Regions from separate parts of the Homo sapiens genome. Here region 2 is linked to region 1. Evidence: read pairs that join two places in POLR2A ChIA-PET (ENCODE). Cell type or tissue: GM12878. All regions are shown on one strand. Each heading gives the region's core, and the rest is flanking DNA. Links, peaks and the distances in the headings are about the cores only. Region 1 overlaps ZNRF2 (zinc and ring finger 2). Region 2 overlaps LOC124901607 (a long non-coding RNA gene).

Region 1 (5,381 bases), core at 233-5,232:
ATAAATCTAGATTCATCTGAAACCTCAGGTAATGTAACCAACCATGTGAAAATCAAGAAACAGCAAGTGTGAAGTTATTTTGTTTTATTTTATTTTTTTTGAGACAGAGTCTTGCTCTGTTACTTGGGCTGGAGTGCAGTGGTACAATCTCAGCTCACTGCAGCCTCTGCCTCCTGGGCTCAAGCGATTCTCCTGCCTCAGCCTCCAGAGTAGATGAGACTACAAGCATGTACCACCATGGATTTTTTTTTCTTTTTAATTGTTCTAAGGAAAGGGTGAAAAACACATTGATTTGGGAAAAGGTTTATTTCTTTTCACTGGACTTGGTCAATGTCCTCTAATCCTTAAACTGCCCAAGCAGTCAGCAGTACCTAAGTGAATCTAACAGAGCAGGGAGGAAGGCTGCTCTCACTGACACTGAAAGCACCAGAAAGAAGCCAGAGTTGGGATGAAAATGAAAACTCTCCCTGCTCCAAGGAACAATTTCCAAATTCAAACAAAAATTCTTCGTGTGACAGGCTACTGACCAACAGGCTCACAAAAGAGAAATAACTTTCATTCTATTTTTTTCTATTTGAGAAAAAAGATAACAGTATGACCGACATAGGTAATGAGAGATTCTGTAACTCGTAACATTATATAACTGAGAAAGATCATTAACTATGTAAGTATATGCAGGAATGGATGAGGGGGAATCACACCAAAAAATTTAAATAGGCACCTACTATAGGGACAGAATAAATGAGGGAAGACAGGAAGGAAGGAGGCAACAATGATGACAACTTTACCAGTAAAAATTCCTAGAATGAAAAAACCCGTAATTTTTCAATTTAATATTTCAGAGGCAGTGAAAAAGTCACTGAAAATAACAAATTAGTAGTCTAGAATAAATATCATGTAAGTAACTCCAAAGAAACCAAAAATCATTAATAAAACTGTAAGAAGACAAATCTAAAAACTCTAATATTAAAATTACAGAAGTCACAGGAAGAATAAAAGGAACAAACAAAAAACAATCAAAGAAATACTAGAAGAAAGTAATCCCTAGGCTAAATAAGACTTGATTTTAGACTGAAAGGGCTCATGAAGTCTCAAGCAGGATGAATTAGAGATAGGAATAGAGTGAAAAAACACTTAAATAGATGCAGGATTAATTAGAGATGGGAGTACGGTGAAAAAACAAAAAAATTCTGGCTTTCAAAAATAGAAATTATGTTGTAAGCTTCCAAATGGAAAGACTAGGTTATTAAAATTAAAAAAAAATAGTGAGACAAAGCCAGACTTCTTATCTACAATACTGCAAGTTAAAAAGTAGAATAACTTTGGCCAGGCACAGTGGCTCATGCCTATAATCCTAGCACTTTGGGAGACCGAGGCAGGCGGATCACCTGAGGAGTTGGAAAACAGCCTGGCCAACATGGTGAAATGCTGTCTCTACTAAAAATACAAAAATTAGCCAGGCGTGGTGGCAGGCACTTGTAATCCTAGCTACTCAGGAGGCTGAGGCAGGAGAATTGCTTGAACCTAGGAGGCAGACGTTGCAGTGAGCCAAGATCGTGCCACTGCATTGCAGCCTGGGCAACAAGAGCAAAATGCCACCACACGCACAAAAAAAAAAAAAAAAAAAAAAAAAAAAAAAAAATCAGACTTAACAGAAAAAAAAAAACACTGAAATTAAAAATCCTATATACACCCAAGATAGCATTCATATGTAAAGGCAAATGAAAAAATATTTTGGGCGTCTAATAGCTCAGAAACTATACTACCCATTAAGACTGTCCAACGAAAATTACTCATGGAAGAGCTCCTAACAAACAAAAATTATAGTAAGAATGAAGATCTCAGTAACAGAAAAATAAAGAGTGTAAACAACAGCAGAGAGCAAGAAAACATGTATAAGCGAAATTAAATCTAAATAGATAATGCTGTATCTGGAACTGTAACGCAACTATGGGTTTTTGAAACAAAAGCAATATTCTGCCAGTAAAAACTTAATGTGAAGTCTAAATTATCTCCTAATAACTAGGACTTGAAGAGAGAGGCAGTGGAGGGTGGGGGAAGTGAACAAGTGTATCAGGGGAAGAACTCAGAGACAATCCCTCATTCTGACAGAATAAAATAACCATGTTTAATGATATACACTAAAGTAAGGTAACCACTAAAAGAACAAAAAGGTGCATAATAGAAGTTCTAAATTAATCTGGAGGAAAGGAAAGCAACTTGATCCAGAAAAGGCTAGGAAGAACAAAGTAAATAATAAATAATTTAAAAAAAAAAGAGAAGGACCACCACCAAATTTACTAGTTAAAATACAAATGTGTAGGTTCTGAATGGTATAACAGAACACTATATATCCACTATCTAGCCTCAATAAATCAACATATTTACCATGAATACTAAAGAAAATAAGGAAGCAACTGTCCAAAAGCACATACAAGGATGAGATCACAAATGAGGATGAAACCTGAAGGGAAGGGGAAAAAAAAGCTATTACAAAAATGAAGGTAAAACTAGAAGAAGCACTAGAAGAAATCACAGGAACATCAAGGGGTAGAAATGAGAAAAATAAATAGAAAATGAAGAGTTAAGAATTAGAGGGAAAAAAATGTTCTCTACAGAGAACGAGAAAAGGAAATGCAGTAATGCCTATCTGTAGTCAAAAATAATATTCAAGAAAACATTACAGAAATAAAAGTAGATCTAGATCTACATATTGAAAGGGCACACCAAGTCCTAAAAACTGACCCAGAAAAAATCAACACAATTTCAACCCTAGTTGATACCGGTCATAAAAAAGAGTTCTTTGGGCATTCTGGCAAAAAGACTAAGTCAATTTTAAAAGGAGGACAAATCAGGTGGTTTCAGACTTCTCCACAGAAACACATTATTATACTTGTAAGACCAGAAGAATGCTTAAAATGTCCTCAAGTAGAGAAGGTATAACCCAAAGATTTCATACCCAGTTAAACTGTTATTCAAAAAACAAAAAGACACATAGATAAGCAGTCTGTGTTAAACATGCAAGAAATCTAGGTAATTATTTCCCATGAGCCCATGTGAAAGGATTTCTATGAGGATGAACTTCAGCTAGCCAAGAGACATCTGAAAAAACTAAAGCAAAAGGATTAGCAGTGGCAGCTGAATCTACGTAATGGTAAGATTAAAACAAAAGTGGGAACATTGATTAGATAATGTATAAAGTATCTACCTAGCAAAAATTAAAAGAGGTGAGGATGGATGGGGGGAAGATGATATAAATAACTAGGTGTCAAAAAGTATTATTTAAAGCTAACAAAGCAAAGAGAAGTACAAAAAAAACTTAATAGTATAAAAGCAAACATTAGGTAATGTAACAACTAAAATTAGAACACGGGAAGGAAGGAGAAAAATAGGAAATACACTAATTTCATTATTGCTCATAGAAAAAAACAGTATCTAAAAATAAGAGGTATTCTATAAAATTATAAAAGTAATCACTAAACACAGAAATACAGTTATAAGAAATACAATTAGAAACACCACAGTTATTTCTAATCAAAAGAAACAACACAGTTATTTCTAATTAAAAAAAAAAAAAGAAACAAGAGCTGGGGCCGGGCGCAGTGGCTCACGCCTGTAATCCCAGCACTCTGGGAGGCCAAGGCAGGCAGATCACCTGAGGTCAGGAGTTCGAGACCAGCCTCGCCAACATGCTGAAACCCCGTCTCTACTAAAAATACAAAAATTAGCTGGGTGTATGATGGCAGGCGCCTGTAATCCCAGCTATTCGGGAGGCTGAGGCAGGGGAATCGCTTGAACCTGGGAGGCAGAGGTTGCAGTGAGCCGAGATCGCGCCACTGCACTCCAGCCTGAGTGACAGAGCAAGACTCGGTCTATTAAAAAAAAAAAAAAAAAAAAAAAAGCTGGCCACCCAGTGAAACATTTTTAAAAAGTCATGAAACCAGAAAGTATAATGACAGAATTAGCACTGACCATATTAAGAAATATAAATGGGCTAAACCAACAAAAACAAACAAACAAAAAACAAAGATTAGATTGGATTGCAAACAAAATCTAACCCTGTACTGTGTATACAAAAAGCATATAAGAAACAAAAAATATTCAGGAAATGAAAATGAAAAAAAAAACTTATCAGGCAAATACAAACTAAAAGAAAGAATGAATTACAATCTTACTATTGACAAGGTTGAACATAAGGCATAAACATTAAAGGAGACAGAGGAGCTTTTATAATATTAAAAAATGCAATTTGCACCCAAGTTATAATAGTTATGTTTATACCCATATAACAGCAGCAACATTTGTAAAGGAAAAAAAATATGCAATATAGAGAAAAACAGAAACATGAGTAGTAGCACACCTTAATTCACCTTAGTCCATGACGATCAAGTGAATTTAAAAAAAGATGAATATTAAAGACCTTTTTTTGAAACAGGGTCTCTGTCATCTAGGATGAAGTGCAGTAGCATTAAATTTTATCTATGTCTTTTTGTTTTTTCAGAGACAGTCTTGCTCTGTCATCCAGGCTGAGGTGTAGTGGTGCGATTATAGCTCACTGCAGCCTCCAATTCCTGGGCTCAAGTGATCCTCCCACCTCAGCCTCCCCAGTAGCTGCGACTATTGGCATGCACCACCACGCTTGGTTGACTTTCCTATTTTTTAAATAGAGATACGGTCTCACTATGTTGCCCAGGCTGGTCGGGTCTTGAACTCCTGGGGTCTCAAGTGATCCTCCTGCTTTGTCCTCCCAAAGGACCTTTTAAATTACACATGAATAGGAAACATTCGCCAAAAGTGACCTTACATTAAACCACAAAGAAAACAGTAATAAATTTTGAAAATATAAAACTAGTACAGACAACATCCTCTGATCACAATGCGGCAAAACTAGGAAACAAATAGCAAAACCAGGGGGAAAAAAGTCCTCTACACTTGGATAAAGATACTCTCAAATAACTTTTGAGTTAAAAAAGACACCCCCAAAATACAAAGTACCTCATCTAAAAAAAACCACTACTTATCGGAACCTTTGAAACAGAGCTAAAACATCTTCAGAGAAAAATTCATAGGCTTGTATACTTCTGCTGAAAAACAAGAAAGAAAAATTAATACCCCCAACACAATAAACTCAGAAAACGCATACCTAAGGAAAGCACAATAAATAATATAAACAAAAGTCTAAATTAATGAATTAGAAAACAGAAAAATGATAGACTAACAATGGATCTCTCTGCAGAAACCCTACAAGCCAGAAGACAGTGGGGGCCAATATTCAACATTCTTAAAGAATTTCAACCCAGAATTTCGTATCCAGTCAAGCTACGCTTCACAAATGAAGGAGAAATAATATCCTTTACAGACAAGCAAATGCTGAGAGATTC
Region 2 (5,381 bases), core at 253-5,252, 82 kb after region 1:
GCCCACCAATCAACAAGTGAATAAAGAAAATGTGATACACACACACACACCGTGGAATACTACTCAGCCATAAAAAGGAATGAAATGATGGCATTTGCAGCAACCTGGATCCTGGATGAAATTGGAGACCTTTTTTTTTTTTTTTTTTTTTTAGACAGAGTCTTGCTCTGTCACCAGGCTGGAGTGCAGTGGTGTGATCTCAGCTCACTGCAACCTCCGCCTCCCAGATTCAAGCGATTCCCCCGCCTCAGCCTCACAAGTAGCTGGGATTACAGGCACGTGCCACCACACCTGGCTAATTTTTTGCATTTTAGTAGAGATGGGGTTTCACCATGCTGGCCAAGATGGTCTCGATCTCCTGACCTCGTGATCCACCCACCTCAGCCTCCCAAAGTGCTGGGATTACAGGTGTGAGCCACCGTGCCTGGAGAACATTATTCTGAGTGAAGTAACTCAAGAATGGAAAACCAAACATTGTATGTTCTCACTCATAAGTGCGAGCCAAGCTATGATGATGCACAGGCATAAGAATGATAAAATGGACTTTGGGGACTTGGAGAAAAAGGGGGGTAAGGGATAAAAAATGAGATTCACACCCATTAGGGTAACTATTTTTTTAAAAAAAGGATTGATGATGATGGGTAGAAATTAGGACCCTGGTCCATTGCTGGTGGGAATGTAAAATGGTGCAGCTGCTATGGAAAACAGTATGGTGTTTCCTCAAAAAGTTAAACATAGATAAACCATAGAATCTAGCAATTTCTCTTCTAGGTATATGCCCAAAAGAATTAAAAGCAGGGATTCAAACAGATACTCCTACACCCATTTCATAGCAGCACTATTGTCAATAGCTAAAGGGTGGTAACAACCCAACCAACAAGTGCATGGATTTTTAAAATGTAGTATATACATAAAATTGGGTATCATTCAGCCTTTAAAAGGAACGAAAATTCTTTTACATAAATAAAGGATGTATGTGATTTTAATATATATCACAACATTGGTGAACATTGAAGACATTGTGCTTGGTGAAATAAACCAGACACTGAAGAGCAAATATTGCATAACGCAGCTTATAGAATAGACAAATCCATAGAGACAGAAAGTAGAATCGAGGTTGTAAGGCACTTGGGGAGGGAGGAATGGGGAGTTATTATTTCATGGATACAGAGTTTCTGTTTGGGATGATGAAAATGGATAGTGGTGACTATTGCACAACATTGTGAATATACTTAATGTCACTGAATTGTAGACGTAAAAATAGTTGAGGCTGGGTGCAGTGGCTCATGCCTATAATCTCAACACTTTGGGAGGCCAGGGCGGGAGGAGTGCTTGGGTCCAGGAGGTTGAGACCAGCCTAGGCAACATAGTGAGACTCCACCTCTGTTAAAAACAAACAACTAACTAAAAATAGTTAAAATGGTAAAGCGTATGTTATTTTACCACAATAAAAAGGGGAGAAAAGATCTGCGATCTGAAAATCATATATACATATATATGTGTATATATATGAAATTCATGCTTCTTATTAAAAGTTAAAATAGTTGGTAAGTAACATATTCACTGTTAACAGTTTAAACTGCTAGTCAATGTGTGCATGCTTAGTTTGTTGTTGCTATTATTTTGGGGTTTTGCAAATGAGATCAATAGCATGTCCTGATATCTCTCTGTTCCTGTACATATGTAGCTATAAGGTTTAGTACTAGAATACTTAGAGAAAGAAAATCTTATTTTTTTTTCTTTCTGTGTTTAGGAATATTACAGCAAATGAGTCTTCTTTGGTGGTCCAGCCACACCAGCCCTTATACTTCACAGCGTGAGTGGTATGTTAATTGGTGATAAACCCAGAATGATAGTCACGGTAGCAAAGGAGTTGTGGAAGTTAAAGCAGATGTCCCAACCTTCTCCTGAGGATACCTTTAGTGTAGTGTAAAGTGGTGATAGTTTGAGTTGGGAAAGAAAGACCCAGGAGTGGTAGGGGAGGGGAGACGTAAAGAGAAGGGAAGGGAAGGTGAGGCTGGCACTGAAGAGAAACTACTTCTGTTTCTCTCCTTCATTGAGAATTCTGTCTCCAGCCAGGAAGTCAGAGCACAGATGGGAGGTGGGGCATGGAAGCAGTGTTTGTCTTGGATGATAAAGAGGTAAGTTTTGGGTTAACAATTTGCTCAAAGTTGATCCATTAGCTAACATTTGCTATCTCCGGGCAAGGGAACTAGATGGCTGGATGCTGAAGTAAGACTTTATACCATGTGCCTTTTACTTTTGAATTTTGTACCATTTGACTTCACTAAGCCAAATGTTATGAGAGTTTCCCAAGCTAAGGACTTAGAACTGTGTTTTTCATTGTCTGATATAGAGCATAACAGTAGATCTAAACTCAGGGACATTCCCAAGGATCCGAGACATGGAGGGATCCCAACAGATTACTGGGTCTACACGTTGCCTCTAGCCATGGCCCTAACTGTATAGACAAAAAAAAGCAACACATCATGTTAGTTCAACATGTCAGCTCTGCAACAGGCTGCCTGGATTCAAGCTCTGGCCTTGCTGGTCATTAGCCTTGTTACTTTGGGCAAGTTATTTAATCTTTCTGTGACTCAATTTCCACAGTTATAAGTAAGGGATGATTATAATAGTAATAATATTAAGAGCCTAGTACATAAAAGTGTTGCTATTATTGTTGTTGTCGTTGTTATTTTTACTGTCAACGTACCTCAGTAATTGGGGAAAGGGCTCTAGCTTCCTAGTGCTGTATCTTTCCCACCATGCTGCTAATAATACTAATAATAATAATAGCTAACATCTAATGAGCACTTACCATGTTCCAGACACAATCCTGAATTACTTTGCATACATTCACATTGAATCTTTCTTTTCTTTTTTTTTTTTTTCTGAGGCAGAGTCTGGCTCTATCACCCAGGCTGGAGGGCAGTGACGTGAACACGGCTCACTGCAGCATCGACCTCCTGAACTCAAGCGATCCTCCCACCTCAGCCTCCTGAGTAGCTGGGACCACAGGTGCACACTACCAGGCCTGGCTTTTTTTTTTTTTTTTTTTTTTGTAGCAACAGTCTCACTTTATTGCCTAGGCTGGTCTTGACCTCCTGGGCTCAAGCGATCCTCCTGCCTCAGCCTCCCAAAGTGCTGGAATTATAGGCAAGAGACACCACTCCCAGCTCCTCATTGAACCTTCTCCTCATTGAGTCCCATGGAGTAGGAACTATTATTACTTTCATTTTAGAAATGACAAAGCTGAGACTTAGAGAGATGCAGTAACTTGCCCAGAGTCACAGTGCTACTAAGTGGAGGAGTCAGGAATTGAAATCAGATACAGCACCTGAACTTCAACATTGTATTAACAACTCGACAAGCAGAATTGTCAGTTCTCTTAACAAAAAGCAGTTCAAAACGGTCCTCCTCCCCAACCCACTGCAGTTTCCTCTGTATTTCCCCACGCAGTTCCACCATGACATTTTCTACAATTAGCAATAGGAATTGAGTCACTTACTGTTCTTTTTAAAACTGAAAACATCATTATTTTGCTAAATGCTAATAATTATTAAAGCTCTCTATTCTCTCAACTCGGTAGCACAAGCACACCAACCCCACTAAAACCCAAAGCACAAAACGTTCAGGTCAAACTTTTTTTTTTTTTTTTTTTCCGAGACAGAGTCTCGCTTTGTCATCCAGGCTGGAGTGCAGTGGCGCGATCTTGGCTCACTGCAACCTCCACCTCCTGGGTTCACGTGATTCTCCTGCCTCAGCCTCCCGAGTAGTTGGGACTACAGGTGCCCGCCACCACGCCTGGCTGATTTTTTGTATTTTTAGTGGAGACGTGGTTTCACTGTGTTAGCCAGGATGGTCTCAATCTCCTGACCTCATGATCCACCTGCCTCGGCCTCCCAAAGTGCTGGGATTACAGGCACGAGCCACCGCGCCCAGCCAAACTCTTTAGTGTTAAAAAGTTTGGTTATATTATCAAGGATTGGTGTTTTCTAATGAAGACACACCTTCCATAAAGGAGGGTGTTACAGACTGAGTGTTTGTATCCCCCTCACATTTCTAGGTGGAAGTCTTCACCCCCAATGTGATGGTATTGGGAGGTGGGCCTCTGGGAGGTCATTAGGTTTAGATGAGATCTTGAGGGAGGCCCCCATGATGGGATCACTGTTCTTGAGATGGCAGCTTGCTCTCTCCCCACCAAGTGAGGACACAGCAAAAAGGTGGCTGTCTAGAGGCTGTGATGTTGGCCCTCACCAGGAACTGAATCAGCCAGCATCTTGATCTCAGACTTCTCAGCCTCCAGAACTATAAAGAAACACATTTCTGTTGTTTCATCCAGCCAGTCTATGGTATTTTGGTATAGCAGCCCAAGTAGACTAAAACAGAGGGGCTCCCTGAAGATAAAATTCTTTTTTTTTTTTTTTTTTTGAGATGGAGTCTCGCTCTGTTGCCCAGGCTGGAATGCAGTGGCACAATCTTGGCTCACTGCAAGCTCCGCCTCCCATGTTCAAGCAATTCTCTCACCTCAGACTCCCAAGTAGCTGGGAGTACAGGCGTGTGCCACCATGCCCAGCTAATTATTGTATTTTTAGTAGAGATGGGGTTTCACCATGTTGGCCAGGCTGGTCTCGAACTCCTGACTTCAAGTGATCCACCCACCTCAGTCTCCCAAAGTGCTGGGATTATGGGTATGAGCCACCACACCTGGCCAAAATTCTTTGATATTTAAGGAAAACTTGATTTTTTATAAAAATAGCAAAGAGCCAGGCAGTGTAGCAATAAGGGAGTGAGGCAAATGGCCTGCCTCTACCATTTCACATCATGCAGCAGGACACAGCTGAGGACACCAACTCCCTCAAGTGGTGCAGATATTTCCAGAGAGCTCAGTTATAACTAAAAGTGCTGGTGACAGCACAGTCACAGTTCATATCACTCTATCATGTCTTCTGTGTGAAACCCATAATGGATGTCATAGATCCTGCCACAGTCGTGATCCACTCCAGGGGATTTGAGGGTGACAGCTGTTTTGGAGGCATGGGAGAACCTGAGTATTGGACATCTGTTGCAAAGAGAAAAAGTGACTACACAGGGATGACCAACTTGTAGAGGCTTCCCTGCCCAGAGTTTCTAGAGACATATGCTGAGTGGTGTTTACTGCTCATTAGCTCAGATACCTCTGAGAGATTCTGCCTAAACTACTATAAATCTCTTATTTGAGCAGCAAGTAGATAGCCATGAATATGCATGAGGAGAAAAGAAATGCTGGTGTGTGTTTCTGAAAATAAAGATCAGCAAAAGGCCAAAAAGTTCAAAATGTATCCACATGTCCACCAGAGCATGGCTGACAAATATGCCAAACACACCTCTTCCTGGGCCCT

What was found. Peaks named below come from ENCODE experiments on the same cell type or tissue, not always from the same donor. Only the 100,000 strongest peaks of a DNase experiment are listed, where the experiment ranks them.
Region 2: POLR2A ChIA-PET joins it to region 1 with 7 read pairs; 11 of 35 experiments call an interaction of 5 or more read pairs at or near these places.

Annotation. Positions count from the first base shown.
Region 1 is chr7:30,342,432-30,347,812 of GRCh38, reverse strand. All of the region lies in intron 2 of ZNRF2 (zinc and ring finger 2), which reads right to left. Among named protein-coding and RNA genes, the nearest start is that of LINC01176, 46 kb to the left of the region's middle. In GM12878, for the core only: no CTCF peak of the experiment used is centred there; no DNase peak of the experiment used is centred there; H3K4me3 peaks cover 586 bases; H3K27ac peaks cover 1,170 bases.
Region 2 is chr7:30,260,066-30,265,446 of GRCh38, reverse strand. The region is part of intron 2 of LOC124901607 (a long non-coding RNA gene); the gene reads right to left. LOC105375218 (a long non-coding RNA gene) reads left to right here. Exons shown (of 4, transcript NR_136267.1): 2 at 1,754-1,823. Among named protein-coding and RNA genes, the nearest start is that of ZNRF2, 22 kb to the left of the region's middle. In GM12878, for the core only: no CTCF peak of the experiment used is centred there; no DNase peak of the experiment used is centred there.